Regions from separate parts of the Homo sapiens genome. Here region 2 is linked to region 1. Evidence: read pairs that join two places in POLR2A ChIA-PET (ENCODE). Cell type or tissue: PC-9. All regions are shown on one strand. Each heading gives the region's core, and the rest is flanking DNA. Links, peaks and the distances in the headings are about the cores only. Region 1 overlaps SNX10 (sorting nexin 10). Region 2 overlaps NFE2L3 (NFE2 like bZIP transcription factor 3).

Region 1 (16,047 bases), core at 4,558-12,557:
ATTGCTTGAGCCTGGGAATTTGAGATCAGCCTGGGCAACATAGTGAGACCCTGTCTCTGTTTTCAAAAAAACTTTTAAAAAGAATAGAAAAGCCGGGCATGGTGGCTCACGCCTGTAATCCCAGCACTTTGGGAGGCCGAGGCGAGTGGATCTCCTGAGGTCAGGAGTTCAAGACCAGGCTGGCCAGCATGGTGAAACCCTATCTCTACTAAAAATACAAAAATTAGCTGGGCATGGTGGTGCATGCCTGTAATCTCAGCCACTCGGGAGGCTGAGGCAGGAGAATTGCTTAAACCTGGGAGGCAGAGGTTGCAGTGAGCAGAGATTATGCCACTGCACTCTAGCCTGGGCAACAGAGCGAGACTCTGTCTCAAAAATAAATAAAAATAAAACAAAGTGCCAAAATAATAATTTTTTTTTTTTTGGCTTAGGGGAGTAGGGACTGTGTCTTGCTGTGTTGCCCAGGCTGGTCTCAGACTCCTGGCCTCAAGGGATCCTCCTGCCTTGGCTCCCAAAGGGTTTAGGATTACAGGCATGAGCCACTACATCTAGCCCTAAATCTTTTATTTTTAAAGATAATAAGTCTGTTATCCTGAAATAAAATAATACTTAAGACCTGTGGAAAAAAATAACAAAATGATTTGAAGTATTAACAGGGCCCTCCTGCCTAGAGCCTCCCAGCTGAACTGCCTAGGGAGGGGTGGTCTCTGCTAGAGTGGAAGACCTGGTCCTCTGAATTTCCAGGTGAGTGTTCCCAGTTGCCTTTTCTGCTACTTATTTTAAAAGGTTTATCCCAGCCTCCATCTCTGAAGGCAGGATGTATGCAGCAAGAGTATTGCTTAATTCAGAAGGGTGATTTACCCTGGATTTCGTGGTCTTTAAGTGCTTTAAAAGAATTAGGCCGAGCACCGTGTCTCTCACTGTAATCTCAGCATTTTGGGATGCTAAGGTGGGTGAATCACTGGAGCTCAGGAGTTCGAGACCAGCCTGGCCAACATGGCGAAACCCCATCTCTACTAAAAATACAAAAATTAGCCAGGTGTGGTGGCGAGCACCTGTAGTCCCAGCTACTCGGGAGGCTGCGATGGGAGAATCACTTGAGCCTGGGAGGTGGAGGTGGCAGTGAGCCGAGATTGTACCACTGCACTCCAACCTGGGTGACAGAGTGATACTCTGTCTCCAAAAAAAAAAAAAAAAAAAAAAAAAGCCATCATCTCTCAGTTTAGTTGTGTTTTCTGAGTATAGCTTAAAACTAGTTATGTTACTTCATCATTGGTATTCATTGGTGTTTTCTCAGCATCACTATCCCTTCCCAAATCCCCCCAAAAACCACACACAGAGTGTATGTCTAACCAGGCTTTCTGGCATTAACAAGGCCAGATCTTATGTTACTCATTGGTATAGTTAAATGTGTATATTCTCTTGTGCTCAAGAAAGGTGGCTGGCAAGGCAGAATTTATAATGAACTACAGATGTCATGTCCTTGATTTTTTCTTTTCCCTATGTGGTCCGAATCCCTTAGGAAGATAGGAAAGGGAAGTCTTGAGCTCCTTTTTAGATTCAGGCTGGAAATGCCTACTAAATTCCTAATAGCTTCCAAGGTGCTGTGCCTTAAGAAGCCTTGGATTCCTGGGGATGAGAGAACAAAAAAGAGGGTGAGGGGGAACCAAAGGGGGCACCAAAGGCCAAAGACAGACTTCACCCAGGACAAGTCCTGTGTCCAAGGAGTGTGACAAGGCTTTCTGACATGCTTCCAGGAACATTTTGTGTTTATTTGGCATGGCATGTTTTAGGAAGGAGATGGAAACATCTATTTAGTACTCAACCATGTACCACACACTGTCCTGGGTACTTCAGTTTACATTATCTCATTATTCCTGTGATATAGGAGATGCTACAGACATTTTCGACAATTCAGAGATATTTCATGACTTGAACAAATGGAGGAGACAGGATTTGAGCCACAGCTGTTCCCATACCCATTTTTTTTTCCAGTACTTTATTTTAAGAGTCCCACCATTGAGTTTGCTTTTAGAGTCAAAATGCACTCTCTCTGATTTAAAAGTTTTTTATTAAGGGAAAAATTTAAAAGTCATACTGGGTACATCGTTAGGCATAGGACTCTGAGGTTACCACTTCTGATCCTCAAACATAATCCATGTAGATTATAAAAGGCTGTAACTTGGGGACTGGGTCATACGTTTTTTCCCTTATACCATAGACAACCAGGGCTTTGTAAAATACCTCAGAGCATTTTAACTTTGACATCAGTGGTGTGAGGTTATTTTCATCTCCTTTTTTTCCAATCTCCCTTCCCATTTTCCATCTCAGGTGTGCATTTTCCTTCTTTGTGCCTTTTTATGCTTCCTTGATTCTGCAAAGGTCCCTTTAGCATGTGGTCAAAGTTCTCTGGGTATCAGAGAAACAGAAAGACCCATCTCAAGCTGTGTGGGCCCAGAATCTTACACAGCTCTCATCAGTGTAGGGCACTTGCCCTGACGTGACCTTGAGAGCCAACTCCTTTGCAGGCAGGAGATGGACTCTACGCAGGCTGGCACCAGCAGTGACAATGGGGGCCACCTCTGCAGCCCCAAGACAACCCCACCTCAGCACTGTGTTTCCATTCACATGGTCTCCCTCTGTGTGCAGCAAGCCTCCTCTTTCACGTTTTTGTACAGCTTCTCTCTTAAGCACAGTACGCCCCAGCCTGGCCTACGTATTGCCCAGGACCCTCGGGTAATACCTTACTCGTCTTGTGTGTTGTGCACTCTTATTCTTTGTTTTCACCAGCGTGGCTGCTTTCTGCGGGGTGCACCCTCGGTTTCTGGTACTCCCTGCTCCCTGGTGACCACTTTTGCTGCATACCCACAAAGGCTGGGCTTGGAGTTCTGACCCCAGTTTTGCCATCACTAGGCAAAATCTATTTCTGGCCTGGCAGGGTGGTTCATGCCTGTAATCCCAGCACTTTGGGAGGCCGAGGCGGGTGGATCACCTGAGGCCCGGAGTTTGAGACCAGCATGGCCAACATGATGGGAGGGCGACGGAGGTTGCAGTGAGCCGAAATCACACTGCATTCCAGCCTGGGCGACAGAGTGAGACTCCATCTAAAAACAAAAACAAAAACAAAAACAAAAAACCTGTTTCTGATGGTCTCAGAAATGAGAGAGAGAATGAGAGGACCCTAAAGGAAGGGAGATCAGAGGTAACACATTGATTAAGAATCCTCCTCAGCTAAAATCAGCTACTAAGAATTAGAATGCGTTAGCTTCAACTCTGTTGGTGGCAGATCCCCTAAAGTCTTTGAAAGGCTTTGTCATGATTCTTTCAAGATTACAGTATTCTTGCAAATTCATCCCTTTGTGCTTCAGCTGTTGCTGGTTTTAAAGAAGAGAAACTTTCCTAAGTTAGCATTGGAGTTGGGGGCTTAATGTAAGGATACTGCAGACAACTCAAAGGCAACTGCTTGGAACTGGAAAGTCAAAAACTGAAGCTGCACTTTCACTCCTCTCCCAAGGCCCAAGTCCTCTAACTCCCCGTCGCTGTTTCTCTGGCTGGGGCTTCTCTACTTGCACATGGTTCAGTGTGGCCTGCCTGGCCCTGCCTGCACACAGCTTCCCATCCAAGGGCTCATTGCCCTCTGATGCAGTCTTTCAGGCTCCTCCGACCCTCTTTGTACATTTTTGTCTTCATCATGCCGAACTCCTCACCTTTCCTCTACTCATCTGGCCACTCTGCTCCATTCCCTTGCTTGTTTCTCTGGTTTCTCTGATTCCTCCAATTGACAGCTCCTTGGGGCCTGTTCTGAGCCCTCTTCTTTTCTCTATGTTTTCTCCCTAGATCTGTGGTTTTCCAACATTTCTGTGCATAGGAATTATCTGCAAAACTTGTTAAGGCAGATTTCTGGGTCTCAGTATTCCAATTCAGTAGTTCTAGGATGAGACCTAGGGACTTGTATCTTATTCCTGGGTGATCCAGAGGCTATGACACACTCAGGACAAGCTGGTTTCATTCTATGACTTTAAGTGTTGTTAATAAACTACTAATTCCCTGGTGTGGATATCTAGCTCTCTTGAGAGCTCCAGGTTTAGATATTTAACATTGAATTTGACTGTGGCTTCTTGGGTTTGTCACAGACATTTCATATTAACTTGCCCAATACTTGATCCTCTCCCCAGTTTTGTAAGGGCCTAACACTTACATAGTTTGGGGTCCTCTGTAAGAAAAGGAACATAGAATTGAGAATACAAAGCGAGATGTGGGAACGTGGTGGTGCACTGTGCAGATTAGGGCTTGGAAACTTGGCTTCTGTAGCCTTGGGTCACTCCTCCTCGGCTTGCCTACTCACCCCAGCACCGTCTCCTCCAGCCTTCCCCATCTGAATGAAGGCCTATGCCTTCCATTTGTTTGTTTAGACCAGAAACCTAGGAGCCGTTTCTCATCTTCAGCCCACTTCTGAGCTCTCTGAAGGTCTTGCTTGATTCTCCAATTCAGTACCCCCTTGCCCCGAATCTCAGGTTGCCATTGTTACTTTCCTATTAGCTTCTGATCGAGTCTCTCTGGTTCCACTTTGTTCCCCTCCGATCCAATTTCCAGAAGCAGACAGAGCAGTCTTTTAAAGTACATCAGAACGTGTCACTCCAGTCCTGCCATGTGTCCATAGAAATGGCTGAGTCTGGTGGCAGGGCCAGGGGTGTGGGCAGATGGGAGAGGGTCAGGGGGGATTACACCGCACAAGCTTGACTGTCCTGGAACCTTGAAAGAAGTGGGGGTGTGTCTGGGGAGGTATGCAAGAATTATCAACTGCAGTTGTTTGTTTCAGTCCCACTTTACCACATTTCATTGGAAGAACTTGAGCTGTATAAGGCCTGTGAACACAAATGGGGATGGGTACTCCCTAATTCTTTGCTTTTCAGTGCATTCCTGTGGCATTTGATGCTAAATAGTGCAATCAAACTGTTTAATTACTTTTGGGGAAGAATCACACATTCTTTTTTAACCCCGGTGTCATCTTTTAACTCCGGGTTCCTTAATCTCCTTAGAGAGCTGATTAAGCTTGGTGAGAACCCACAGGTCCATGGCCCAGGTAAATCCAAAGCCCGGCCCAGGGAAATCCAAAGCCCTGCCCAGGTTTTCTGCGAATTCCCTGGAGGAGGGGGTGGATGGGGGAGGCCTCATGTGCTTTCTTTTTTACCTTGGTGTCAGCCCCGACACAAACTCAGCCCCTTCCCTCATGGATGGAGAAATCCACCACCACTACTACCATGTGTTTTGTTAGTTGAGTGGACTTCACTGGAGTCCCCTGTGGGGCTCCTGATCTTGCATAGTCTCCTGGGTCCCTCTTTCCTCCTCTCATCCCTACCCCTCACTCCATCCCCCTCACTTGTCCGTGAGCTCCAGTCTTCTTCCTCTGTAACTATGGATACTCCCCAGTTCCTCTCTTCAACTTACAAACCCAAGTCAAAGTACAGGGCAGAACAACGGGCTTTATATGTAGGGAACCAACACTCCTTAGAAGTTATAAATACAAACACACACAAAAGAGTTTTCTATCACACTGTAATTATCTTCCCCTTTCTCACTGATGTAGCAGCTCTTATTGTAGAGTGGCGTTTGGAAGAGCTGGGGAGAAGATGTGCTCTTCCTGCTGCCCCCGAAGGTCACTGTCTGGATTAGGGGGCAGGCAGTGTTACTGTAGCTCTGGGCTCTGGAATCTCACAGCAAACAACTTGGGGTCTCTTCATCAGCTTGTCTGCAGATGATCAGACCCTGAGAAACTGAGCTCTTTCTGTCTAAACACACAGGAAACTTCCTATGTTGGGAAATCAGCTTAAAGATTTACAACCAGACGCAGACCGGATGCTGCGATTTGCTAGTCACCTTGCTTCACTAGTGGTTGGGAAACCTTGAAAAACGGTGGCGTCTATTTTGAGGACTTTGCCAAACTGAGTCTGTAGACAGACACATGTCAAATGCCCTTGGATTACAGTCATTATTGCCAGCAAGTAAGAGTTTAAGAATAATAACTTTGGCATTTCACCCACTTCTGTTATTTTAAAAATTATTTATTTATTTTAGACAGAATCTCTCTCTCTGTCGCCCAAGCTGGAGTGCAGTGGCGCAATCGTGGGTCACTGCAACCTCTGCCTCCCAGGGTTAAACGATTCTCGTGCCTCAGCCTCTGGAGTAGTTGGGACTACAGGCATGAGCCACCACACCTGGCTAAATTTTTTGTATTTTTTTTTTTTTGTAGAGACGGGTTTTCGCCAGGTTGGCCAGGCTGGTCTCGAACTCCTGAGCTGAAGCGATCCACCCGCATTGGCCTCCCAAAGTGCTGGGATTGCAGACGTGACCCACTGCACCTGGCCACATTTCACCCACTTTTTAAAAGGACTTTCTTGTGTTACTTATCTTAGGCTTCTTAGATCAAGGCCAGGCATTGGACATCCGTGAGTAAATGATCCAACTCTTGCAGGGAGTGGCCACAGTGTGGCTGAGTTTCAGAGCATTTAGATTTAAAATATTCTGCTCCCTAAACATTATTATCCTATCTGACAAAAAAGATGCTTGAAGAGAATTTTTTTTTTTTTTTTTGAGACAGGGTCTTGTTTTGTCACTCAGGCTGGAGTGTAGTGATATGATCATGGCTCACTGCAGCTTCCTGAGCTCAGGTGATCTCTTACCTCAGCCTCCTGAGTGGCTGAGACTACAGGCACGCACCACCATGCCTGGCTAATGTTTTTGTATTTTTGTAGAGATGGGTTTCGTCATGTTGCCCAGGTCTCGAACTCCTGGGCTCAAGTGATCCACCCGCCTCAGCCTCCCAAAGCACTGGGATTACAGGCATGAGCCACCGTGCCCAGACAGAAAATTTTTGTAAAGGAACAAATGCTCTGTGATCATGAGGAAGGCACCTCAGCATTTTTCATATTGGGGGTCCTGGGAAAGTCTGAGAATGAACAGTGACTGCAGCTGGCACAGTCGGAGCCAGGCACAGGCCTCCATGCTTGCTCATTTGATCTTTACAGTAGATCATGAAGCAGGCAGTTATCTCCTCTTACAGATGAGAACACTGAAGCACAGAGATGAAGTAATTTGGGAAAGGGCAGAATGTGAATTCACAACCAGGTGGTCTGGAGTCAAATGCCTCACACTACTTTTACCACTCACTGTGCTCATCCTGCTCACTTTAGGGGGGCATTCCCCTCTAAACTGCTCCTCAGCAGTGGATCTTCATGACAGAGGCACCGTGAAGGAAAGAGGGTTATTTCCAGTGAGTTGCGATGCTTTTCCTTTAGAAAAGAGAATTTCTCTCTCTGTTTAAAAGCAGAACATTAAATGTTGAATTTTTTTCTCTCATCTGCATCCCTGTATCCTTTCCTTATCTCAGCCCCAAGCTGCTCTCCAGACGCCTAAAGACTGTCTCTCCCGTCTGGATGTCCCCAACACCCTAACATGTTCCAGTTTCTTTCTTACCTCTCAAAACAGCCCCCCTTTTCCAACTTCCCCATTCTGGGAACACCAGTCTTCTTCCAGTCACCCGGCCTGTGAGTCATCCTTGACTCCCTTTTCTCAATCATGCCCTGTGTCCAAGTTTTTCTTGTTGTTTATTCATTTATTTGTATTCTTTGAGACAGGATCTCACTCTGTCACCCAGACTGGAGTGTAGTGGCACGATCTCAGCTCGCTGCAACCTCTGCCTCCCAGGCTCAAGCCATCCTCCAACCTCAGCCTCCTGAGTAGCTGGGACTATGGGTGCGTGCCATGAAACCCAGCTAATTTTTGCATTTTTTTTTGTTTTTGTTCCAGAGATGGGGTTTTGCCATGTTGCCCAGGCTAGCATTCTTTTTTTTTTTTTAATAGTCTTTATTTTTTAGAGCAGTTTTAGATTCACAGCAAAAATGAAAGTACAGAGCTTCCCTGCTCCCCATAACCCACCTCTCCCATTATCAACATCAGCACCGTGGGGGTACATTGGTAACAGTTGATGAACCTGCACTGATACATTATCATCACCCAAAGTGGACAGTCTGTAGTTTACCTTCATCAGTCTTTTGATGAAGCTCATGGCTTGTAATTTCTCTCCCTGGCAATCCTTCCAACACCCATCCCAGATGAATCACTGCCATCATGTCAAGCTTCCACTTACTCCATCCCTGCCTTCCAACAGGATAGAAGTCCAAATTCCTCCTTTTGTTCTTCAGGGACTTCCCAATCCTAAAATGCTTACCACAGCCTGTGATATTATGATATATATGTTGGTTTTGTCCACAGTTCCTGGCCCATAAATCCCATAGCCCTTGTTACAGTGTTTGGGTGTTTTAGGCCTCAGAAGCAGGCCTCAGAAAACAGTACCTCTTGCTGACTTTCTCCTGTTCTCCCTTCAACCTGCTCCTTTTTCTCCCCAAGGCTAATCTTCCCCTGTGTTTCCATAAAGAAATTCTCAGACTTACCTTGTCTGATTGTAGATCATAAGACCCTCATTTCAGGAGGGGTTCTGCCCTTTACCCTGGGGGAAGCAATGTTGCACCAAGCGGCCCAGAAGAATCTGAACAGACAGGCCTTTCTGGGTTCCCCACTCAGTCTGTTAGTATTGGGTCATGTCCTTTTTGTCCAATCATATTTCTGCATGGTTGCCCCTGCTTCAGTCATCCCTGTTCAATGAAGTCTGTGTAAAAGGCCCAAGAGGACAGGGTTTGGAGGGCTTCTGGAAGGCTGAACACGTGGAGGTTCCTGGGGGGTGGTGCACCTGGGGAGGTATGGGAGCTCCATACCCATACCTTGTCCTGTGCGTCTCCATCTGTGTCCTTTGTACTATCCTTTATAATAAACCAGTAATAAGTTTTGTGAGCCGCTCTAGCAAATTAATCAAACCCAAGGAGGAGGTCATGGGATCCCCAGTTTATAGCCAGTGAGTCAGAAGCACAGGCGAAACAGCCTGGGGCTTGAGATGGGCACTTTAAGTGGGGGCAGTCATTTGGGTCTGAGCCTCAACCTCTGGGATCTGATAATGTCCCCAGGTAGGTAGGGTCAGAATTGAACTGGGTTGGAGGACACCCAGCTGGTATCTACTGCAGAATTGATTGCTTGCTTGTTGGTGGGAAGAAGTCCCCACACACTTGGTCACAGCAATCTTCTATGTTGATCGATTGTCTTTGAGTAAGAGAATTAAAAAAAATGCTTTGAGTTTGAGTTTCTCAGACAGCTCTTCAGACAAACCCCCTTGTGATATTCTGCCAGCACAGCCCTCCATTCATGGGGGACTGGGCCCCTCACTTCTCCCAAACTCATTACTGCCTCTTAATCACCACAGGCTGGTCCTGTTTTCTCTGCCTGTCCTAATGCGAGCATCAAGACCTAGTCAAGCCTTGCCTTCTCCATGAAGCCTCCCCCTCCATTCTTCCGGTTAGCCCTGCTATCAGTGCAGTTCTTCTGGCACATCACAGTGAGCATTGCGTTAGAAGTGGCCTGTTTCATATCTGAGTCTTGACATCTTTAGGTATTAGAACTCAAGGAGTGTTACTTAATCATCCAAAAAAAAAAAAAAAATCCCTCACCAGGACCAAACCTGGAACGCTCACCCAGTCGGTTCTCAGTGATTATGTACTGGACTGACTTGCCACTGTCCTCTGCTTAGCCTTAGGTGGCCCTTCATAGCTAGTGACCCTAACCAGGTCTGCCGAGTGAATGCACTGCACTTTTCTCAGTATTACCTCTTTTCGGAAGATAAGTATTACGTCTTTTCAGGTATCCGGCTGTTGGCTTCTCCCGGGTTCATGTATGTGGGAAGAACTCTACCCCCAACCTTCATCCCTAAAGCATTTGAGCCGTTAGTAACTCACTTTGGGTTGGTATTTTTCACTCACTGCTGTCTTTTAAGCATTTATTTCTAAGGGGGATGCTTGGGTGCCCTGTTGGATGTAGGGGTACCTTGTGGTGAGGGTGAGGGCTCCTCTGAGTCTGGCTGCCTGGGCCGCGATCCTGGCTTCTTCACTTGATCAGCTGCACAGCCTTAGGTGCCTTTTCCTTATTTGCAAAATTGAAGTAATAATGATACCTGGCCTCTGGGGCCCTTACCAGGATTAGATGAGATAATACATGTTGCAAGCTTTGCACGGTGTCTGGGACATAGTAAACAATTTTTTTTGGCCTTATTGCTATTTTGGATTTTTAATGGCATAATTTTAACATTATTCCCCAGTCTCATCCTCCACAGTCCAGTGGAGTTAGTTTAGGAGGAAAGATAGAAAACAGAGGCCACTTCACTCTGCGTTGTTGCTGGCTAAATGCTTTCTTTCCTCACAAGACGAATGATTAACCATGAGTGGGCTCACAGGTGGGCTGGCCCGAGAGGCGGGCGACTGTCAACCCATCTTCCCTTCCCAGGTGGTTGGGCGGCTTAGAAACTTGATGGAGATGCAGAAATGGAGAAAACCAGCTGGAACTCATTCAATCAAATTTAATATACTGCATATTTTCTGGGCACTGACAATATGCCAGGCACTGTGCTAAGTGCTAAAGTTGTAAAGCATAAATAATTGGGCAAGGTCCCTGCCCTCAAGGGACTTTTCAGAGGACATATAATCCTCAAGAAAATAGATTAATAGATAAATAATAAATTAATATAGACTGCGACAAAGTCCGAGGAGAAAATGAAAGGATAGAGTTCCTAGGGGAGTCTGCTTTAGTGGGTGGTTAGGGAACCCTCTTTGGGGAGGTGGCCTTTAAACCAAGATCTGAAGCTGGGAAGGAGCCACCTTGGTGAGTTGGGGGTGGGGAGGTGGAAAGGGGAGAATGTCGAGAGTACAGCAGCACGAGGGGACTGAGGAAGGATCTGGCGAGGAACAATTTTTTTTTTTTTTTTGAGACAGAGTCTCGCTCTGTCTCCCAGGCTGGAGTGCAGTGGCGCCATCTCGGCTCACTGCAAGCTCCGCCTCCTGGGGTTCACGCCATTCTCCTGTCTCAGCCTCCCGAGTAGCTGGAACTACAGGCGCCTGCCACCACGGCTGGCTAATTTTTTTGTATTTTTAGTAGAGATGGCGTTTCACCGTGTTAGCCAGGATGGTCTCAATCTCCGGACCTCGTGATCCGCCCACCTCGGCCTCCCAAAGTGCTGGGATTACAGGCGTGAGCCACCGTGCCTGGCCAAGCTGAGGAACTATTAATAGTCTGGTCTCTGTGAAAAGACACCTGGAGTGTACAGAAGAGCTTGGCTGAGGGGGTGGCCAGGGAACCGAAGGGGCGAGGCTTATAGGGATTGTGTAAGTGCATACCCCGTTATCTGGGACAGTGGTTTAACATTTTTAAATTAAATTCTTTTTCTTTTTATTTTTGAGACAGGGTCTCGCTCTGTCGCCCAGGCTGGAATGCAGTGTCAGGATCTCAGCTCAGTACAACCTCCGCCTCTCGGGTTCAAGGATTCTCATGCCTTAGCCTCCCAAGTAGCTGGGACTACAGGCTTGCGCCACTAGGCCTGGCTAATTTTTAATATTTTTAGTAGAGAGGGGGTTTCACTGTATTGCCCAGGCTGGTCTGGAGCCCCTGGGCTCAAGCGATTCTCCCGCCTCGGCCTCCAAAAGTGCCACTGCACCTGGCCAGTGGCTTAAAATTTTTTTCTATCATTGACATACTTGAGAAGGCATAAGATACTCTTGTAGTGTAGGGCTGTTGCACTGGGGGGAGGGAATTGTCAGGGTGTGTGGGGTTGAAAAGAGCCCCTGGTGATTTAGACATACCTTGCCTTCCATCTCTTCAAATTGAGAAACACAGCTCTTCACAGAATCCATGGGCATCTGGGAACATTTACATCTCTTACTTTTCAATTAAATTTTGAAGGGTTATAGAGGCACACTATAGGAACATGGAATTCTGTCAATTGATGAGAACATTGGCTCAGCCCTCTGAGGCTGAGTCACTGTTTAATTGGATTACTGTGTGGCCCACTTAAATAAATACTGTTTTGGAATAGAAAAGTTATTTTATTTTGAAATTGTATGAACAAGACTTTGGAGACATCCTTTAAGATTTTCACGCACGTGGATGTTGCCCTTTTGTTGAGAGAGGCAGTGTCGAGGAGATAAGAGAACAGCTGGCATTGCATTTGTGTCTGCACCAGGCTCTGTGGCTTTGGGCAGTGATTTAACTTCTCTGGTAAAGTAGGACAAATAAGTCTTGCACTGCCTGCCTCGTCAGCTGTCATGGAACAGTGCTTTATAAATTACACAATATCAGAAAACAAAAGTTACTTCAAAAAAATTTAGTTTCTGTACATTATGGCCCATAGCACATTATGGCAAGGATGTAATTCATGACCATGGAACAGAACTTTTCACTGTTCACAGATGACTGGTCTCTAGAAAAATCTAAAGGAGAATATTTTTATAACTTTGGAGTAGGAGTGGTCTTTGTAAGGATGGTGCAAAGCCTGGAAGCCATAAGGAAAACCTTCATAAAATTCATTATCTAATAAAAAGTATTGGCATAGCAACCACCATAAGCAAAACAAACAGATTACAAACCAGAAAAATATACTTGAACTTTATGTTATGTATTAAGGATTAACTTCCCTAATACAAAAAGAACTCCTATGAACCAATAAGGAAAAGAACAGGAACTCTGTAAGAAAATGATTGAAAGACATAAACAATTTGTATAAAAGAAAATAGTGGTGCCGGGCATGGTGGCTCAAGCCTGTAATCCCAGCACTTTGGGAGGCCGAGGCTGTCGGATCACAAGGTCAGGCGTTCGAGACCAGCCTGGCCAATATGGTGAAACCCCGTCTCTACTAAAAATACAAAAATTAGCCAGGCGTGTTGGCGCTTGCCTGTAATCCCAGCTACTCAAGAGGCTGAGGCAAGAGAATCGCTTGAACCCGGGAGGCGGAGGTTGCAGTGAGCCGAGATCACGCCACTGCACTCCAGCCTGGGTGACAGAGTGAGACTCCGTCTCAAAAAAAAGAAAATAGTGGCACCTAAACACATGAAAAATGCTTGCTCTTATGCATAATTGAAAAAAAATACTAATTAAATCACATTGAAATAAGCCATTTTTTGCCTATCTAGGATTGACAAAGATAAAACATTTTGCAAACGGATCATGTTAGGGAAGATACAGGAAAACAACCCACTCATTTGTAAATACGTTGCTTTGCCAATATCTTGATGATTCAGATGATATGGCTTGATCCAGCAATTCCACTTACAGAAATTTACTCATGCAGGTATTTACTGCGTACTGTTCATAGTAGCACGAGAATGTCTTATCAGTGGGTGCTGGTGAAATGAAGTGTGTTGCATTCACATCATGGAATAGTACACAGCCACAAAAAGAGAACGAGGCTAACTAAAAACCATTTAGCAGATACCTGCCCCCACTTTTTAAAAAAAGAACATTTTATTGTGATTAGAATACTCACCAGGAGACCTACCCTCTTAACAAACTTTCCAGTGTATAATACAGTATTGTTAGCCATAGGCGCAATGTTGTACAGCAGATCTTTAGAGCTGCTTAATTAATCTAGTGGACTCCTGATCTTGTTAGAACCTGTAAACTGATGTCTTTCTTCCCAATGCTGTTGCTTCACTACCTGATGCACCTTTTTTGGCTGAGTTTGCTTAACTGAGCTTTTTGTGATTGTTTTGCCAGCATGGGAGGACCTACTATATCTGGGACTCTATGCAAAGAATATTCAGAGGAATGATATGCCTTTAAAGGCTGCCTGTTAACAAAGGGTTAAATAATTTAGGCATTAGACGAATTGGGGGCCCTGCCAAATGAGTGTGGCTAAAGTCTGTCCTTTTCCTGAACATTCATGTAAGAAAACCCCACCCCCTGTTTGTCCCCACATTCTCTCTCCTCCTAAGGATCATTGTTCCCTTGTGGCATAATAATTAAAAAAAAATGTGAAATTGAGCCGTCATCAGACTGGTAATGAAATCCTGAGTGCTGAAGAACCTGAATTTCTTTTTTCTTTTTCTTTTCTTTTTCTGAGATGGAGACTCACTCTATCGCCAGGCTGAAGTGCAGTGGAGGCGCGATCTCGGCTCACTGCAACCTCCGCTTCCTGGGTTCAAGTGATTCTCCTGTCTCAGCCTCCCGAGTAGCTGGGGAGGCTACAGGCACATGCCACTACCCCACCTAATTTTTGTATTTTTAGTAGAGACGGGGTTTCCCCATGTTGGCCAGGCTGATCTCGAACTCCTGACCTCAGGTGATCCTCCCACCTCAGTCTCCTTTCAAAGTGCTGGGATTACAGGTGTGAGCCGCCACGCCTGGCCCAAGAACCTGAATTTCTGACAGGTAACAAATACCATTTTCTTTTTAAAAAAGTTATTCCTTTTTAATCTTGTTAGACTGAAATGGCTTGTCTGTCAATATATTTTCAAAGGGTAGTCCATTCTTGTAAAGGACATAATGTGCCTACTGTTCAATTTTTTTTTTTGAGATGGAGTCTCACTCTGTTGCCCAGGCTGGAGTGCAGTGGTGGTATCTCAGCTCACTGCAACCTCTGCCTCCATTCAAACGATTCTCCTGCCTCAGCCTCCCGAGTAGCTGGGATTACAGGCGTGTGTCACCATGCCTGGCTAATTTTTTGAATTTTTAGTAGATGGAGTTTTACCATGTTAGCCAGACTGGCAATATTTTTATATTATGACTAAGTATAATATGGGTCCTGTGTGGCTTGTTTAAAACACATTGCTCTGAAACCCTTGGGCTTTTAGTTGTTATATTGACTTGTGAATTTGCTGAGATTTAGCAACTATTTCCGTAGTATATGCAGTTCCCTTTTTTTCTAGTGGCTTTCAGTTTCATAGTTGAGTATCAAGAATATAGCCTGTGAACTGCATGGGATTCTGCATAAAGTATTTTAAGAAAAAAGAACAGGCCAGGCGTGGTGGCTCATGCCTGTAATCCCAGCACTTTGGGAGGCTGAGGCGGGCGGATCACTTGAGGTCAGAGTTTGAGACCAGCCTGGCCAACAGGTGAAACCCTGTCTTTACTGAAAATACAAAGATTAGCTGTGTGTAGTGGCACACACCTGTAGTCCCAGCTACTCGGGAGGCTGAGGCATGAGAATCACTTGAACCCGAAAGGCAGAGGTTGCAGTGAACTGAGATTGTGCCACTGTACTCCAGCCTGGGTGACCAAGTGAGACTGTCTCAAAACAAAACAAAAAAACAACCAAGGAAGGGACTAGAAAGCAGATTAAAATAGCAGGAAAAAGAATCAAAATAGAAGCCATATGTAGTGAAAAGAGTCCACCAAAATGAATCAGAAAAGCAATTTAAACAAAATGTATTAATTGGATTGGTCAGGAGTAAATAATGAATTTGTATGTTTGGGTGCACAGAAAACCCTATAGATGTGATCATAGAAATATTTGTTTACAAGAGTTGAACCTAGGAAGAAAGGCATTTTTCTAGATAACTATAATGCCATTATCATATCCTGGAAATTTAACTTTATACAGTACATTATCTAATAAACAGGGTCACATTAATCTATCCCCATTGTCCCAAAAGTGTCATAGCTTTTTAAAAATCACAAAATATGGCTGGGTGTGGTGGCTCATGCCTGTAATCCCAGCACTTTGGAAGGCTGAGGTGGGCGGATCACAAGGTCAGGAGATAGAGACCATCCTGGCTAACATGGTGAAACCCCGTCTCTACTAAAAATACAAAAAATTAGCAGGGCCTGGTGGTGGGAGCCTGTAATCCCAGCTACTCGGGAGGCTGAGGCAGGAGAATGGCATGAACCCAGGAGGCGGAGGTTGCAGTGAGCTGAGGTTTCGCCACTGCACTTCTAGCCTGGGCGACAGAGTGAGACTCCATCTCAAAAAAAAAAAAATTGCAAAATACTTGATAGGGTTTTAAAACTGCAAGATAGCGAATATAATACAAAATGAAGTGAATTTATATTTTCTATTAGAAAAGCAGTTTTAAAGGGGGTGCTTTCTTTTATGTAAATAAAATTGAAGCTGACAAATTTGAGATTTTATATTTTTATCAAATTTGTATTTAGAAGGTATCTTTTGCAACTTATTTGCTTAAA
Region 2 (16,047 bases), core at 8,023-16,022, 120 kb before region 1:
AGAACTGTTGATGCAGAAGAGAGGGGAGAGTAGCAGGAGCAATATCTTGAGCACATGAGCAGGGTTGTAACGGAAATGTGCAAAGGGAGAGACTGATTGAGCTAGGACTAAACATCATCTACAGTGTCTAGAGGGAAGGCACAGTGTCAGAGTTAGGCACAATCAGACAGAGAAGCCAGTAAACCAAGTGGACCAGCAGAACATCAGCCTCCTTTTTTCTTATCTTGCCTTGATTTTTATCCTTTCTTCTGGCATCTGTAAATTGCCATTTCTTCAACCTTCACTTAAAAATGTTTTTCTGTGGTTTGGTGGGAAAAGGATGTGCCAGTGTGTCCTGTTCCTGGAAGAAACAGAAAGAGTGAAAAAGTTTGACAAGCTTTAATGTTATAGGGAAAAAATACATCCAGAGAGCTTTTAACATGATAGTTGAAACTATCTGAATATGCAGTACACTCTAAATGGTAACCATATTTGAATGTTTAGAAGAATTCTCTAGCCTTTTAATTATTTAGGTCTCCTTATTTATAAAGTAAATTAAGGTAGAAGGACTTATCTGGGTAAATAAGTATAGATCTGTGGAGATGTTTTACATTTATCATTTTCCTGATTATAAAAGGAATATGGCGGGGCGTGGTGGCTCATGCCTGTAATCCCAGCACTTTGGGAGGCTGAGGCGGACGGATCATGAGGTCAGGAGATTGAGACCATCCTGGCTAACATGGTGAAACCCCGTCTCTACTAAAAAATACCAAAAAAAAAAAAAAAAAAATAGCTGGGCGTGGTGGCAGGCACCTGTAGTCCCAGCTACTTGGGAGGCTGAGGCAGGAGAATGGTGTGAACCTGGGAGGCGGAGCCTGCCGTGAGCCGAGATCTCGCCACTGCGCTCCACCCTGGGCGACAGAGTGAGACTCAAAAAAATAAATAAATAAAGCAATATGTGTTTGTTGTAAAATATTCACAGTTATAGACACGTATAAAGTGAAGTAAACTCTTTCCCACCCTGTTGCCAACCTTCAGAGAGAACCAGAATTAATAGTTTATAATAATAGTTTCCGCCGGGTGCGGTGGCTCACGCCTGTAATCCCAGCACTTTGGGAGGCCGAGGCGGGCGGATCACGAGGTCAGGAGATCGAGACCATCCTGGCTAACATGGTGAAACCCTGTGTCTACTAAAAATACAACAAAAATTAGCCGGGTGTGGTGCCGGGCACCTGTAGTCCCAGTTACTGGGGAGGCTGAGGCAGGAGAATGGCGTGAACCCGGGAGGCCGAGCTTGTAGTGAGCCAAGATCGTGCCACTGCACTCCAGCCTGGGCGACAGAGCAAGACTCTGTCTCAAAAAAAAAAAAAAAATAGTTTCCATATTTGATCAGTGTTTGCTTCCAATTAGCTGTTTGATCAATTTTCTTTTCTTTTTTTTTTTTTTTTTTTAGTATTTATTGATCATTCTTGGGTGTTTCTTGGAGAGGGGGATGTGGCAGGGTCATAGGATAATAGTGGAGAGAAGGTCAGCAGATAAACACGTGAACAAAGGTCTCTGGTTTTCCTAGGCAGAGGTCCCTGTGGCCTTCCGCAGTGTTTGTGTCCCTGGGTACTTGAGATTAGGGAGTGGTGATGACTCTTAATGAGCATGCTGCCTTCAAGCATCTGTTTAACAAAGCACATCTTGCACCGCCCTTAATCCATTTAACCCTGAGTTGACACAGCACATGTTTCAGAGAGCAGGGGGTTGGGAGTAAGGTTATAGATTAACAGCATCCCAAGGCAGAAGAATTTTTCTTAGTACAGAACAAAATGGAGTCTCCTGTGTCTACTTCTTTCTACACAGACACAGTAACAATCTGATCTCTCGTTCTTTTCCCCACATTTCCCCCTTTTCTTTTTGACAAAACCGCCATCGTCATCATGGCCCATTCTCGATGGTCACTGTCTCTTCGGAGCTGTTGGGTACACCTGCAGAAAGGCTGTCACTTCACACTTGGAAGATTGCACAGCAGCCAGGCAGAGGCGCTCCTCACTTCCCAGACGGGGCGGCCGGGCAGAGGCGCTCCTCACATCCCAGACGATGGGCAGCCGGGCAGAGGCGCTCCTCACATCCCAGACGGGGTGGCCAGGCAGAGGCGCTCCTCACTTCCCAGACGGGGTGGCCAGGCAGAGGCGCTCCTCACATCCCAGACGATGGGCAGCCGGGCAGAGGCGCTCCTCACATCCCAGACGGGGTGGCCAGGCAGAGGCGCTCCTCACTTCCCAGACGGGGTGGCCAGGCAGAGGCGCTCCTCACATCCCAGACGATGGGCAGCCGGGCAGAGGCGCTCCTCACTTCCCAGACGGGGTGGCCAGGCAGAGGCGCTCCTCACTTCCCAGACGGGGTGGCCAGGCAGAGGCGCTCCTCACTTCCCAGACGATGGGTGGCCGGGCAGAGGCACTCCTCACCTCCCAGACGGGGCGGCCGGGCAGAGGCGCTCCTCACATCCCAGACGATGGGCGGCCAGGCAGAGATGCTCCTCACTTCCTAGACGGGGTGGCAGCCGGGCAGAGGCGCTCCTCACATCCCAGACGGGGTGGCCGGGCAGAGGCGCTCCTCACATCCCAGACGATGGGCGGCCAGGCAGAGATGCTCCTCACTTCCTAGACGGGGTGGCAGCCGGGCAGAGGCGCTCCTCACATCCCAGACGGGGTGGCCGGGCAGAGGCGCTCCTTACATCCCAGACGATGGGTGGCCAGGCAGAGACGCTCCTCACTTCCTAGACAGGGTGGCGGCTGGGCAGAAGCTGTAATTTTAGCACTTTGGGAGGCCAAGGCAGGCAGCTGGGAGGTGGAGGTTGTAGCGAGCCGAGATCATGCCACTGCACTCCAGCCTGGGCAACATTGAGCATTGAGTGAGCGAGACTCCCTCTGCAATCCCAGCACCTCGGGAGGCCGAGGCGGGCAGATCACTCGAGGTCAGGAGCTGGAGACCAGCCTGGCCAACACGGCGAAACCCCATCTCCACCAAAAATACAAAAACCAGTCAGGCATGGCGGCGCGTCCCTGCAATCCCAGGCACTGGGCGGGCCGAGGCAGGACAATCACGGGAGCCCGAGGCAGGGAGGTTGCAGCGAGCCAAGATCACGGCAGTAGAGTCCAGGCTCAGCAATGGAGGGAGACCGTCGAAAGGAGGGAAGGAGGGAGGAAGGGAGGAAGGAAGGAATCAATTTTCAACAGAAAACTAAAACTGCCTGCTGGCAACATTAATTTCCAAATCTAATCTAACTCATGAGTATTTTAAATTCAGGGGCTTTATAAGTGCATGTTAATTTAAATTGCACAGATTAGAACAGCCTGTCTCAGGACAGGATGTAAAACTGACCTTTGTTTCTGAATTAAATGTTTCTTTGATACTGAAATATTGAAATGCCGGTCTTAGCTTTTGACTTGTGGGTTTTCATGGTCCCTGAACAATAAGCACAATGCAGTTTTAAAGACTGTTTGCTTATTTGATGAAATTTCGTACTTTTATAGGAGAATGGGGTACTAAGAGAAAAGCACGAAGCTGTGGATCATAGTTCCCAGCATGAGGAAAATGAAGAAAGGGTGTCAGCCCAGAAGGAGAACTCACTTCAGCAGAATGATGATGATGAAAACAAAATAGCAGAGAAACCTGACTGGGAGGCAGAAAAGACCACTGAATCTAGAAATGAGGTAAGCCTGTCAGAATATTCAAGCCTTGCCGTTTTGGTTTTAATGTAGATTTTGTGGCATTGACAGTTTGTGTCAAGAATGAGCATGTAAAACAGTATGCTCTACTATTAACAAATATGATATATGAAAATACCTATGTCTTTAAGTTATGGGAGTAGTAATTTGATTTATAAATGAATTAGCCCATACAATTGTTTTCTCTGGTTAAACTCAAGATTTTGTGTGTATGTGCACACACCCCCTTCCAGGACCTTGCTAGCAGGTTTTGCTAGTTATGTTTGCCAAGGCAAGTGATGAAGAAATGGGGAACCTAGGAGTCCTCAACCAGCCACATGCACAGGTAGCCAGGCTGGCCTAGTCCAGGAGAGCAAGCCGAGGACCAACCCTACAGCCAATCACCCATGATGTCAGCTAAGGCTTGGGCTGAAATCTTTGTTCAGTCTCCTGGCAGGCCTGGCTGAACCGTTGGGCATCCATGGTCCAGTGGGACCACCTCCTTAACTCCTCATTGCCTAACCTTACTCTTTGGCTGTGAGAAGAGGTGTACAAAGATGAACTCCCGGAGCCAGGCTGAAGGGATGGATGCTTTCTGCGATCTGTGCTTCCTCCTCCTTTCATTTGGGCTGTACTCTGATTTCTCTTCAGCCCTGCTGAGGTCCTGCCCACAAGCATGGCAAACAGGCACTCGAGATATTTAATAACCACGTGGCACTTCCACCTGGAAGGCATACCCTCAGGGGTCTTGCCCTGACGGTTTTCTTAGGCATCACCTGCTTTAGCATGTCCCCTTCCCAGAATGTGGAGTTTAGGGCTGTGTTTTGAATACCTTGGAGGATGGAGAGTACCATGCCCTGACCCTTCTCAGACAGCTGTCATCATGGTAGCCCTGGCCATGTAATATTACATGGAACATTACTTATTTTGCATGAAATCAGAAAACAGGTTTGTTCTCTTTGCCTGCCTACCACTCCCTTGCCCCTCCAGCTTCCACCTAGAGCCCCTTGGTGAAATCTAGGGCAGGTCCCATAAATTCTAGATACTAATGAAAATCGCTCTGGCCATCCCAGTGCAGCAATTGATAAGAATAACCCAGTGTGTCCATGTACAGTTGCTCACACCTATAATCCCAGCACTTTGGGAAGCCAAAGCATGCAGATCGCTTGAGCCCAGGAGTTGGAGATCAGCCTGGGCAACATGGCAAAACCCCATCTCCACAAAAATTACAAAAATTAGTTGGTGTGGTGATGTGTTCCTGTACTCCTAGCTATCCAGGAGGCTGAGGTGGGAGGATCACCTGAGCCTGGGAGGTCGAGGCTGCAGTGAGCTGTGATCACACCAGTGCACTCCAACCTGGGCAACAGAGTGAGACCCTGTCTCAAAAAAAAAAAAAAAAAGTATAACCCAATGTAATTTCCAAGAACGCTGAACCAAAAGTTAGCTGGGCGTAGTGGTGTGTGCCTGTGGTCCCAGCTGTTTGGCAGGCTGAGGTGGGAGGATCACTTGAGCCTGGGAAGTTGAGGCTGCAGTGATCCGTCATCATGCCACTGCACTTCAGACGGGGTGACAGAGCAGGACCCTGTCTCAAAAAAGAAAAATCCAAAACAAAACACACTGGGCTAAAATTCAGCATCTTTCCTCAGTTTTGTGTGGCCTGCCCTGCTGATTTCTCTGGGGTTGAGGGTGTGGGGTGCTAAGAACATAGGAAATTGTTTCTCTTGACCACGCGATACATTTAAATATTATACAACTCTTTGTCACGTGGGCACCTTTTCGTGTATAGGTTCTTTGGAGACCCCTGGCCCCACAGCTGGGAGTCTTCCTCTTGACAGGGGCAAATGCATCTCCACTGCAGCTGGTCCTTTAGGACTCTTCCCTGAATGTTCCGTGGTATACATGCATCTCACCTCTTCAGGTGGCCCTCTCAACCATTTGCTGGCCGCCTAGCACCTGGAAACATGCCCTTAGACCCTTTTCCAGTTCCCTAACTATGGCTCTTGCATGGTTTCTCATCGTTTATATTTCCCAGGCAAAAACAGGACACTAAGCTTCTGTGTCCCCAAACTGCGGAAAACACACACTGAGTTCTAAGTGGTCTCCTTGAGGCCCTTTTTGACATTCTTCAGATGAAGGGGAGGGGGTAGAGAGCACACCCCAAGGAACCCTCCCATTTTCACTCTGACCAGTGGAGCTTTAACCCTTTTGTAACCCTCAATTGCAACCTGGCATTTGGCAACTGCCTGTTCTTTTTTCCCAGCTGGTATTCTCCCCAGCTCCTCTGACTTATCTATTTCCTAATTAATGGATGCATTGTATGGTTTTACCACTCTCCCCACAGCATACATACTGTATTGTCAAATCATTACCCATGGACTTTTATATTAAAATACTGACAGAACCATATATATGTTGAAGAGGACAACATTTCTGCCCACTTCCCTGAGTATTCACAGCTCTGTTTGAGGGAAAAGATGTTTTCACTAGTCTTTCACTTATTTAACACTGAATTGTATATTGCCTTTCTCCCAGGTATGTCTTCGTCTTTACTCCCTCACTGGGCTTCCCAGAAAAGCAAGAACTGTAACAAACTAATTCACTGCTAGGCACAGACTAGGCACTTACTAAATATTAATGAGGAGACAAATGAAGTAGGGAGCTTCCTTGGAGAGAATTTAAAATGTAATTTGACATAGGACAAACATCAATTTGGACAAAACTTTTCAGAAACATATTAATCATTCAAAGCCAGGCATTTGTGCCTAATTCTTATCAGGCTTGGTTCCTCATTGTGTTATCTCCATGTTCCTAGCCTGAGCATTTACGTCACATCTTCGTGTACTTAACACTTTTTTTTTTTTTGAGGAAGGCGGCGGGGGAGACAGGATCTCACTCTGTCACCCAGGCTAAAGTGCAGTGGCGCTGTCATGGCTCACTGCAGCCTAAACCTCCTGGGCTCAGGTGATCTCCCACTTCAGCCTCCCAAGTAACTGGGGCTATAGGTGCACACCACCATGCCCAGCTAATTTTTTGTATTTTCAGTAGAAGTGGGGTTTCACCATGTTGCTCAGGCTGGTCTCAAATTCCTGGGCTCAAGCAATCTGCCCACTTTGGCCTCCCAAAGTGCTGGGATTACAGGTGTGAGCCACTGCACCCAGCCACATTTCTTATAGTAGCTCTGACAAGATATTTCTGTTCTTTTATTGGGCTATTACTTAGTAGGTGCTTTTAAAGCTTGTTGAAATAAAACAGAAATGAGTTAGACCAGTGAATCACTGGCATTTCCATTCTTCCAGATGACAACTCTGGAAGAATATCTAGGAAATGGGGACTGGTACAATTCTAGCTACCCTTTAGAAATCAGAACCCCAGTGGGGGCCCCAAAGCTAGATATAAGATCTGAATGCACACTACCATCACCATCAAGAATCCTCGGCCAAGAGAAAGTACAGTCTGGAAAATGATATAAACACTGGTTCTTGAAAAGAAAAATGCAAAACTGCTCCCCAAAATGCTCACCTTTTAAGAATTAAAAATGACATAAATAGCCATGAGTCAGCATATGCAAAAGTCAGGATTCCTAGTCCTCTGAAAAAGACTCTAAATCAGTGTTTAAATTGTTCATAGGAACAGAATCTATAAGGCAAGAACAGACTATCATGAAAAAAGAAAAAGATCTAGAAAAGAGCCCAAATGAAATTCTAGATATGAAAAAAGTCATTTTCATTGAAAATTCAGTGGAAGTGATGTGAACAGCTAAGGAAAAGGGTAAGTTGGAAGAAAGATCTAAGAAAATTATCTAGAATATACCAGAGAAGATGCAAAATATGAAAGCAAAATTGAGACAATGATAGAAGAGAAAAATCTAAGTTACTTCTAATAGGAGTCCCAGAAGAAACTATAAAATATGAAAGATAAGCAATATTTAAAATGAGTTTATGGCAAAATATTTCCAGAAAAGTCCTCAGATTAAAGGACTACACAGAGCTCCTAACGAAAACAAATTAAGTCCTAGACATACCAGATTGAAACAGAACGTCAAGAACTAAGAAGAAACATTTTTTAAATTACCTGAGATAGAAAAGTTTCATTATAAATAACACTGAGAGCAAACTTACCAGTAGTAATAAATGCCATAAGACAGAGTACTGAGGGAAAACATTAAACCTTATATTTTTACCAGTTAACTCATCATTTAAGCATGAAGGCAAAATAATTCCATGTAGGCCGGGCATGGTGTCTCATGCCTGTAATCCCAACTCTTTGTGAGGCCAAGGCAGGTGGATCACCTGTGGTCAGTAGTTCAAGACAAGCCTGGCCAACATGGCAAAACGCCAGCTCTACTAAAAATATAAAAATTGGCCAGGCGCAGTGACACATGCCTGTAGTCCCAGCTATTCGGGAGGCTGACACACAAGAATCAATCACTTGAACCCAGGAGGCGGAGATTGCAGTGAGCTGAGATCTCACCAGTGCTCTCCAGCCTGGGCGACAGGACAAGACTGTCTCAAAATAATTCCATGTAACAAAAACTGGGTTTACTGCTCAGGTCCTCTCTAAAAAGAACTCTGAAGAGTTCTTTCAACTAGAAAGAGGCTAAAGCATAAAGGCCAGGAGTGAGATGAAGCATCGATAAATTGGTTTTAAAAAAACAAATTGGAGTAAATGTAAATAAGTATTGACTGTAAAAATATTTTTTGAGACGAGATCTCATTCTGTTAGGCTGGAGTGTGGCAGCGCTGTCACGACTCACTGCAGCCTCAACCTCCTGGACTCAGGCAGTCCTCCTGCCTCACCATCCCGGAGTAGCTGGGACCACAGGTGCACACCACCACACCCAGCTAATTTAATTTGTAGAAACGGTCTTGTTGTGTTGCCCAAGCTGGTCTCCAACTCCTGGGCTCAGGCGATCTGCCTGCTTTGGCCTCCCAAAGTGCTGGGATTACAAGCGTGAGCCACCACACCTGGCCAAAATTATATAATTGTGTAACCAACTGGGAGGGCTGGCTATGGAGGGGCAAAATAAGCTGAAACTAACAATTAGCCAAAAATTACATGGAAGTTGTTTATGGTAGGAATAGAAATACTGATTAGCTTTGGACTTTTAAGTATGCATGTTGAAATACTGAGTACCATAATCAGAGAAATAGGTCAGCTGCAGTGGCTCACGTCTGTAATCCCAGCACTTTGGGAGGCCTAGGTGGGTGGATCACTTGCGGTCAAAAGTTCGAGACCAACTTGGCCAACATGGTGAAACCCTGTCTCTACTAAAAATACAAAAATTAGCCAGACGTGGTGGTGCACAGCTGTAATCCCAGCTACTCCGGAGGCTAAGGCAGGAGAATCCTTTGAACCTGGGAGGCAGAGGGTGTAGTGAGCCGAGATTGCACCACTGCACTCCATTCTGGGCCAGAGTGAGATCCGTCTCAAAATATAATAAAAAGTAGAACTTCCAACCAAGGAACATAATAGCATAAAAATCCAGTGTGGAAATAATACCTGGTGATCCTTTAAAGATAAAGCCTAAAGCCCCAACCAGTTCAGTCTTTTATGTGAAAGATGCACTTTTTGTGTTTCTCTACAGAGACATCTGAATGGGACAGATACTTCTTTCTCTCTGGAAGACTTATTCCAGTTGCTTTCATCACAGCCTGAAAATTCACTGGAGGTAATTGGAACTTTGGCTTTTATCCTCGCAGGAACATATCTGCACTGACCTTTTGGTGAACAAATACAACTCCTTTACTTGGATGACACAGCAGTTTAAAGTAATGCTTATTTTTACAGAAGCACTTCAGCTTAGAATTAACCAAATATGTATAGCATTCCTCTTTCCAAATAATCCCAAAGGTATAATCAAATTTAGACTAGTCATGGAAAACAGCGTGGAGATTTCTCAAAAAACTAAAAGAATTATCAGGTATTTATCCAAAGGAAAGGAAATCAGTGTATCAAAGGGACACCTGCACCCCCATGTTTATTGCAGCAATATTCACAATAGCCTTGTAGTTTTAGCGCTTAGAGGCATTTAAACAGCCTCTCTCCTCCAGACTACTTCACTGTAGTTTATTATCCCTGACCCTCCACAATGTGATTACCAACCGCTAGGATGAGTTGCATCTTATTATAAAGTAGCAAATTACAAGATTGTAACATTAGACTTTTTAAGAAAATCCAGTCAGCTTTTATACTAATCCATCTTAATTTCTAGGTTACTCAGAATTCCAGGTATTCTGATTTGGACTCACATCTCGTATTGTATTGCCTGTATTTAACTAGGAAGTTACTGCCAACAGCATCTATCTCTATTAAATGTAGAGGAATTGACAAAAGAGGGGAAAGAAAGTTGTTAGGTAATAGAACTGCTTCAGAAATAGGGCTATTCATGTTTGAAGTGTTTCTCCTTCGTTTTTCAGGGCATCTCATTGGGAGATATTCCTCTTCCAGGCAGTATCAGTGATGGCATGAATTCTTCAGCACATTATCATGTAAACTTCAGCCAGGCTATAAGTCAGGATGTGAATCTTCATGAGGCCATCTTGCTTTGTCCCAACAATACATTTAGAAGAGATCCAACAGCAAGGACTTCACAGTCACAAGAACCATTTCTGCAGTTAAATTCTCATACCACCAATCCTGAGCAAACCCTTCCTGGAACTAATTTGACAGGATTTCTTTCACCGGTTGACAATCATATGAGGAATCTAACAAGCCAAGACCTACTGTATGACCTTGACATAAATATATTTGATGAGATAAACTTAATGTCATTGGCCACAGAAGACAACTTTGATCCAATCGATGTTTCTCAGCTTTTTGATGAACCAGATTCTGATTCTGGCCTTTCTTTAGATTCAAGTCACAATAATACCTCTGTCATCAAGTCTAATTCCTCTCACTCTGTGTGTGATGAAGGTGCTATAGGTTATTGCACTGACCATGAATCTAGTTCCCATCATGACTTAGAAGGTGCTGTAGGTGGCTACTACCCAGAACCCAGTAAGCTTTGTCACTTGGATCAAAGTGATTCTGATTTCCATGGAGATCTTACATTTCAACACGTATTTCATAACCACACTTACCACTTACAGCCAACTGCACCAGAATCTACTTCTGAACCTTTTCCGTGGCCTGGGAAGTCACAGAAGATAAGGAGTAGATACCTTGAAGACACAGATAGAAACTTGAGCCGTGATGAACAGCGTGCTAAAGCTTTGCATATCCCTTTTTCTGTAGATGAAATTGTCGGCATGCCTGTTGATTCTTTCAATAGCATGTTAAGTAGATATTATCTGACAGACCTACAAGTCTCACTTATCCGTGACATCAGACGAAGAGGGAAAAATAAAGTTGCTGCGCAGAACTGTCGTAAACGCAAATTGGACATAATTTTGAATTTAGAAGATGATGTATGTAACTTGCAAGCAAAGAAGGAAACTCTTAAGAGAGAGCAAGCACAATGTAACAAAGCTATTAACATAATGAAACAGAAACTGCATGACCTTTATCATGATATTTTTAGTAGATTAAGAGATGACCAAGGTAGGCCAGTCAATCCCAACCACTATGCTCTCCAGTGTACCCATGATGGAAGTATCTTGATAGTACCCAAAGAACTGGTGGCCTCAGGCCACAAAAAGGAAACCCAAAAGGGAAAGAGAAAGTGAGAAGAAACTGAAGATGGACTCTATTATGTGAAGTAGTAATGTTCAGAAACTGATTATTTGGATCAGAAACCATTGAAACTGCTTCAAGAATTGTATCTTTAAGTACTGCTACTTGAATAACTCAGTTAACGCTGTTTTGAAGCTTACATGGACAAATGTTTAGGACTTCAAGATCACACTTGTGGGCAATCTGGGGGAGCCACAACTTTTCATGAAGTGCATTGTATACAAAATTCATAGTTATGTCCAAAGAATAGGTTAACATGAAAACCCAGTAAGACTTTCCATCTTGGCAGCCATCCTTTTTAAGAGTAAGTTGGTTACTTCAAAAAGAGCAAACACTGGGGATCAAATTATTTTAAGAGGTATTTCAGTTTTAAATGCAAAATAGCCTTATTTTCATTTAGTTTGTTAGCACTATAGTGAGCTTTTCAAACACTATTTTAATCTTTATATTTAACTTATAAATTTTGCTTTCTATGGAAATAAATTTTGTATTTGTATTAAAAATTAACTTTTCCCTTTTATACAGAATCTGAACCAAATTTACCTTACTTTCCTTCCAAAATATCCACATTCAGGAATATAGGTGAATAACAAATAAGGCAGCATAGCAAACTGCTCAGACTCAAGCCAAATTGAGGTCAACATAGTATGCCAAATCCATAGTAAGGCAAATCCACCCCCCTACCCCAATACTTAACACACAGAATACTATGTGATATAGAATGCACTGAAGACCTACGGTCACTGGTAGTTTGAGCCACAGGCCTTCCTCATGTAACCAGAGACAGAATGGGCTACTTGCAAAAACGTAACTCCTTGTGTGTATATTAAATCCATAAAATCTCTGGCAGTAAAGCCAGCCTGAAGGGATGGCCTCACCATCTTAGAATACTGAGATCTCACCAGAACACTGTAAGCCATATAAACAGTAGGGAAAGAGTCAGCAACAGTGAAACCATCTGTTTAAAATGGGCAAAAGCGATTAAGGGAAAAAAAACAGGTGAATTTGAAAATAAACCAGGGTAAGGTAAATTCTAGAAATAATAGCATTTGAAATGAAAACCTCACTTAAGTTCACTAGAACAGTAAACAGGAGATTGCTGAATTTTTTGAAGACAGCAATGACCTCACCTAGATGACTCAAGTTTGGGGAACATCAAGATTTTGACGGGTACTATAATGCTTAATATGTCCAAATTTTCAAAATGAAGTTTCTCAGATATTATTTCTGCCATAGGAGCTACAGTGTAGAGTATCACATAAGTATCTTGGGCTAGAGAAATGCAGTTTATATATACCGTTGGATTTTTATAATAAAGTTTCCCAAGACCTGTTATTTTGCCAGAAATGCTTCTAGTATGCTTCTAGATAAAATTGCCCCTTCAGTGACTCATGGTGTTCAAATGATCATTTTAGTCTGTTGCTTTTTACAAGGGAGTATTTCAAATGTCTTAAGCTTTTGATAATTATAATTTAAGAACACACATAAAACATTTCAGTAGGAAATCCTACTAAGTACACTCAAAAGAGTGCCTGCTTATCAGATAGCATTCTTTTCAAACCTCTAAAATAAAAGACAGTGGAGAGCAGAATCGGTAATCATGGTGACTCTTGTTACCCATGCTGAAGTGCAGTGGCCCCAATAAAAGATCCAGCCTCAAACTCCTGGACTGCCTCAGCCTCCCGAGCTGCTCAGATTATGGACCGCCATGCCTGGCCTGAAGTTTAAACTCTAAAAACCCTTAAATATAGCACACACAGATCTAGTAACTGCAAACTGAATATATTTAAAGATGGTAGTGTCTGTACTGAACTTTATTCCCCATACATAATGCAGCATACCATTTACCTAGCTTCTACCTTGGATTAAATATTGGGTAACCTAGACAACTCAAGTGTATGAGATGTGCTTAGACCACGTGCAAATACACGTTTCATACAAGGGGGCTAGAGCATCCACATTTTGGTATTGTGGAGGTTCCTGAAACTGATGGGCCCCTCTCCCATCAAGGGACTTTTAATCGGCGCATTAAGCAGCCAGCGTCACAAGCTCTAATTGGCTATGGGCTGGCTTCCTGACATAACCCTGCCTCCATCTTAACATGCTGGATTCAAGGTATATAAACTGCAACTGCTTTTCTGACAGTCCAGTTTTAGAGGCAGAAGGGAATTCCACATTCGGCTTCCAGTGCAAACCAACTAGATTACAAAGCCAATGCCCGAAAGCTGACCATTGCCTAGGACCCTCCACATTACCTACCTAGTTGAGCAGTCTTGATTGCATCATCTAACGTCTTAATCAGAATGAGGAAGACAAGAACAAAGACAACCCAAGTGGGTTGGACATCTCCTTTTCCAATTAAAACTATCACTTGAGCATCTTCACAAGTGTGATCAGATTTTAGGCCAATTGTACGGCAACTCCAAGCAAAAAAAGACCTAGATTTCTAGTGGTCCCCTGGTCTCAAGGTAGGCTTCGGTTCAGCAGAGCTTCAGAACCAGTATACAGGGTTTTGTGTGGTAATATTAACGTCTTTTAAACGCACTCAAGTAGCTAAATCATTCCCCATCTCAGTCTCTGAACGATTTGTTCTCTGTTAAGTCCATGCAACTCAACTGATTTGTTACCAATTCCCCTCCACTACCCCAAAACAAGCCAGTGTTAGTGCATTACTAAATAGTGGAAATGTCAAAAATTATGTAGGGCCTGTCAACATCTCAGTATATTAGTTCCAAACCTTAAAGAGAGCGAATTTATGTAACATGCAGTCCAGGTGTCCTGACAGATGTTTTCCACTTTTCAACCATCAGTGACAAACTGAGACTTGTTGCCTTACATTGTTAGCTCCCAATGCCTAACTAGTATTTATTAGGTCAAGCAATTTGGCATCTACCAAATTGGGCTACATGGAAAAGCTTACACATACAGAAATCTGGTTTCACACTAGTGAATAAACTGAGTAAGGGCACCCCCTTGAGTGTGACAGCTGGCATCTGAGAGTTCCCAATGCTCCCTGCCTGCTTGGTAATTGTACCAGGGAAAAGAACCCTCCCACCACATTCTGTGACCATAAAGGATGCAAGATAGCACGACTACTTCGTAGAGCGTGTTCATTTTACAGCTTTTCTTGCTCAAATCACTCACCGAGGGAAGATGACAACCAGGATTAACTTTAAAGCTGTTAGTATGCCACTCTGGATATTAAAAAAATTCTCCAATCCTAGTTTTCTGTGATTGGAACCTTGAGCTTTACCCAGAATCAGTTAAGTTGCTCCCAATTGCTGACCCATAGATGCTGGTTTGTTTCTCTGAACTGCTCTTAAGTATTGAGGTAAGTTGTTACACAGCAACAATATAAAGCCTTGGCCAAAAAGCAGCCTTTCTTCATTTAGGGCACTGTCTCAAAGCTACACAAGAACTACCTTAAACTTCAATTTCTACAAGAGAAACAGCTCAACACAACATATACACACAGGAAATAAGCCTATGTTGAATATCCAACATTACCCCCATGCTTCAGTAAACCCTCCTTCAATCAGTTCATTTCAGTCTATTGTGCAATTACCTAATTCTCCCCTATTTGTGTGATATTCCCTTGACCTTGGCTGGATAGGAGTTGGTATTTTGAGGTTATGCATATCAACCTGATGTATTTCAAAGTTCAACGTCTTTGTACATCCACACATTTTTAAACCTTCAAAATTTTCTTAAAGTTGGGATATTTGTACGTCTTTAATTGACGAACTCAGCTATTTCAAACAGAAAGCTGCTTTCTATGTGTTACCTGCTGTTAAATTTGACTTACCTGTTAGATACCTCACATTATCAAAACCAAAACAAATTATCATAGAAACAAATTAACCTGGTCTTTTTGGTTTTCTTAATTCAGATAAATGTCCAAATAAACACATTTAAAAAGCAACACTGATATTCATTTACTCAGTGTAAACCACAATAAAACTAATTGACATTTGACAATCTAGCACATATTGTAAACCTCAGTGCTTCTGCAAAGCCACTTAATCTGGACCACTCCAGCCGGTTAACCTTTAAAATCCATGATTTTCAAAATGCCACCAGTATTGCTAAACGTAAAAGTAAAGCCAGAAACTTTAGGAGTACTCAAACGCTGAATATACAGTGCATAATGAACAGCATTTTATTGGGGACAGCCAATAATGTCCACAATGCTCTTCTCATTTACCTGTTAATATTAAAATATGCATAGCTTTGTGAAACTGCTTTTAAAAATTTAGGGGATGGTGATCTTTTAGACAACCAAATATTTATAGAACAAGATTCACACATTTTATGTGTAAACATTACACCAAGTATTTGGATACAAAAAGTATTTATTTTATAAACTTTATATTTAAAATAGAATTGTAATCTGTCTACTCACAAAACCTAATTTAAAACATGATACATTTATCTCTCTAGCCAATTTGATGTTACTGTTTTACAAACAACACTCATTTTGTAATTGTTTTATATCAAGAACCTCAACTAAATGTTTGTTTTATCAGAAAACATTTCCCTTTTATTTTAAAGAGTGCTTTTTAAATGAAGGCACCAACAAGAACTACTTTCAGATGGTACAGAATTTCTTATTTCTTGAAGACTCTGTGGTTGACCACTTCTTCATTAGTTACCTGCAGCAAGACACCTTCCTGCCAAAGGAAAAAAAAAGTATCTGAAG

The links. Peaks named below come from ENCODE experiments on the same cell type or tissue, not always from the same donor. Only the 100,000 strongest peaks of a DNase experiment are listed, where the experiment ranks them.
Region 2: POLR2A ChIA-PET joins it to region 1 with 15 read pairs; 12 of 35 experiments call an interaction of 5 or more read pairs at or near these places.

Annotation. Positions count from the first base shown.
Region 1 is chr7:26,299,839-26,315,885 of GRCh38, forward strand. All of the region lies in intron 1 of SNX10 (sorting nexin 10), which reads left to right. Among named protein-coding and RNA genes, the nearest start is that of SNX10, 16 kb to the left of the region's middle. RefSeq lists enhancers at 2,449-2,950, 2,951-3,450. In PC-9, for the core only: no CTCF peak of the experiment used is centred there; a DNase peak (open chromatin) is centred at 7,563; H3K27ac peaks cover 910 bases.
Region 2 is chr7:26,174,443-26,190,489 of GRCh38, forward strand. NFE2L3 (NFE2 like bZIP transcription factor 3) reads left to right here. Exons shown (of 4, transcript NM_004289.7): 2 at 3,501-3,680; 3 at 9,259-9,342; 4 at 10,091-12,695. The coding sequence ends at 11,341. HNRNPA2B1 (heterogeneous nuclear ribonucleoprotein A2/B1) reads right to left here. Exons shown (of 11, transcript NM_002137.4): 11 at 15,485-16,047. Among named protein-coding and RNA genes, the nearest start is that of HNRNPA2B1, 18 kb to the right of the region's middle. RefSeq lists enhancers at 6,367-6,661, 11,129-11,178, 11,199-11,428, 13,829-14,353. In PC-9, for the core only: no CTCF peak of the experiment used is centred there; a DNase peak (open chromatin) is centred at 12,711; H3K27ac peaks cover 7,670 bases.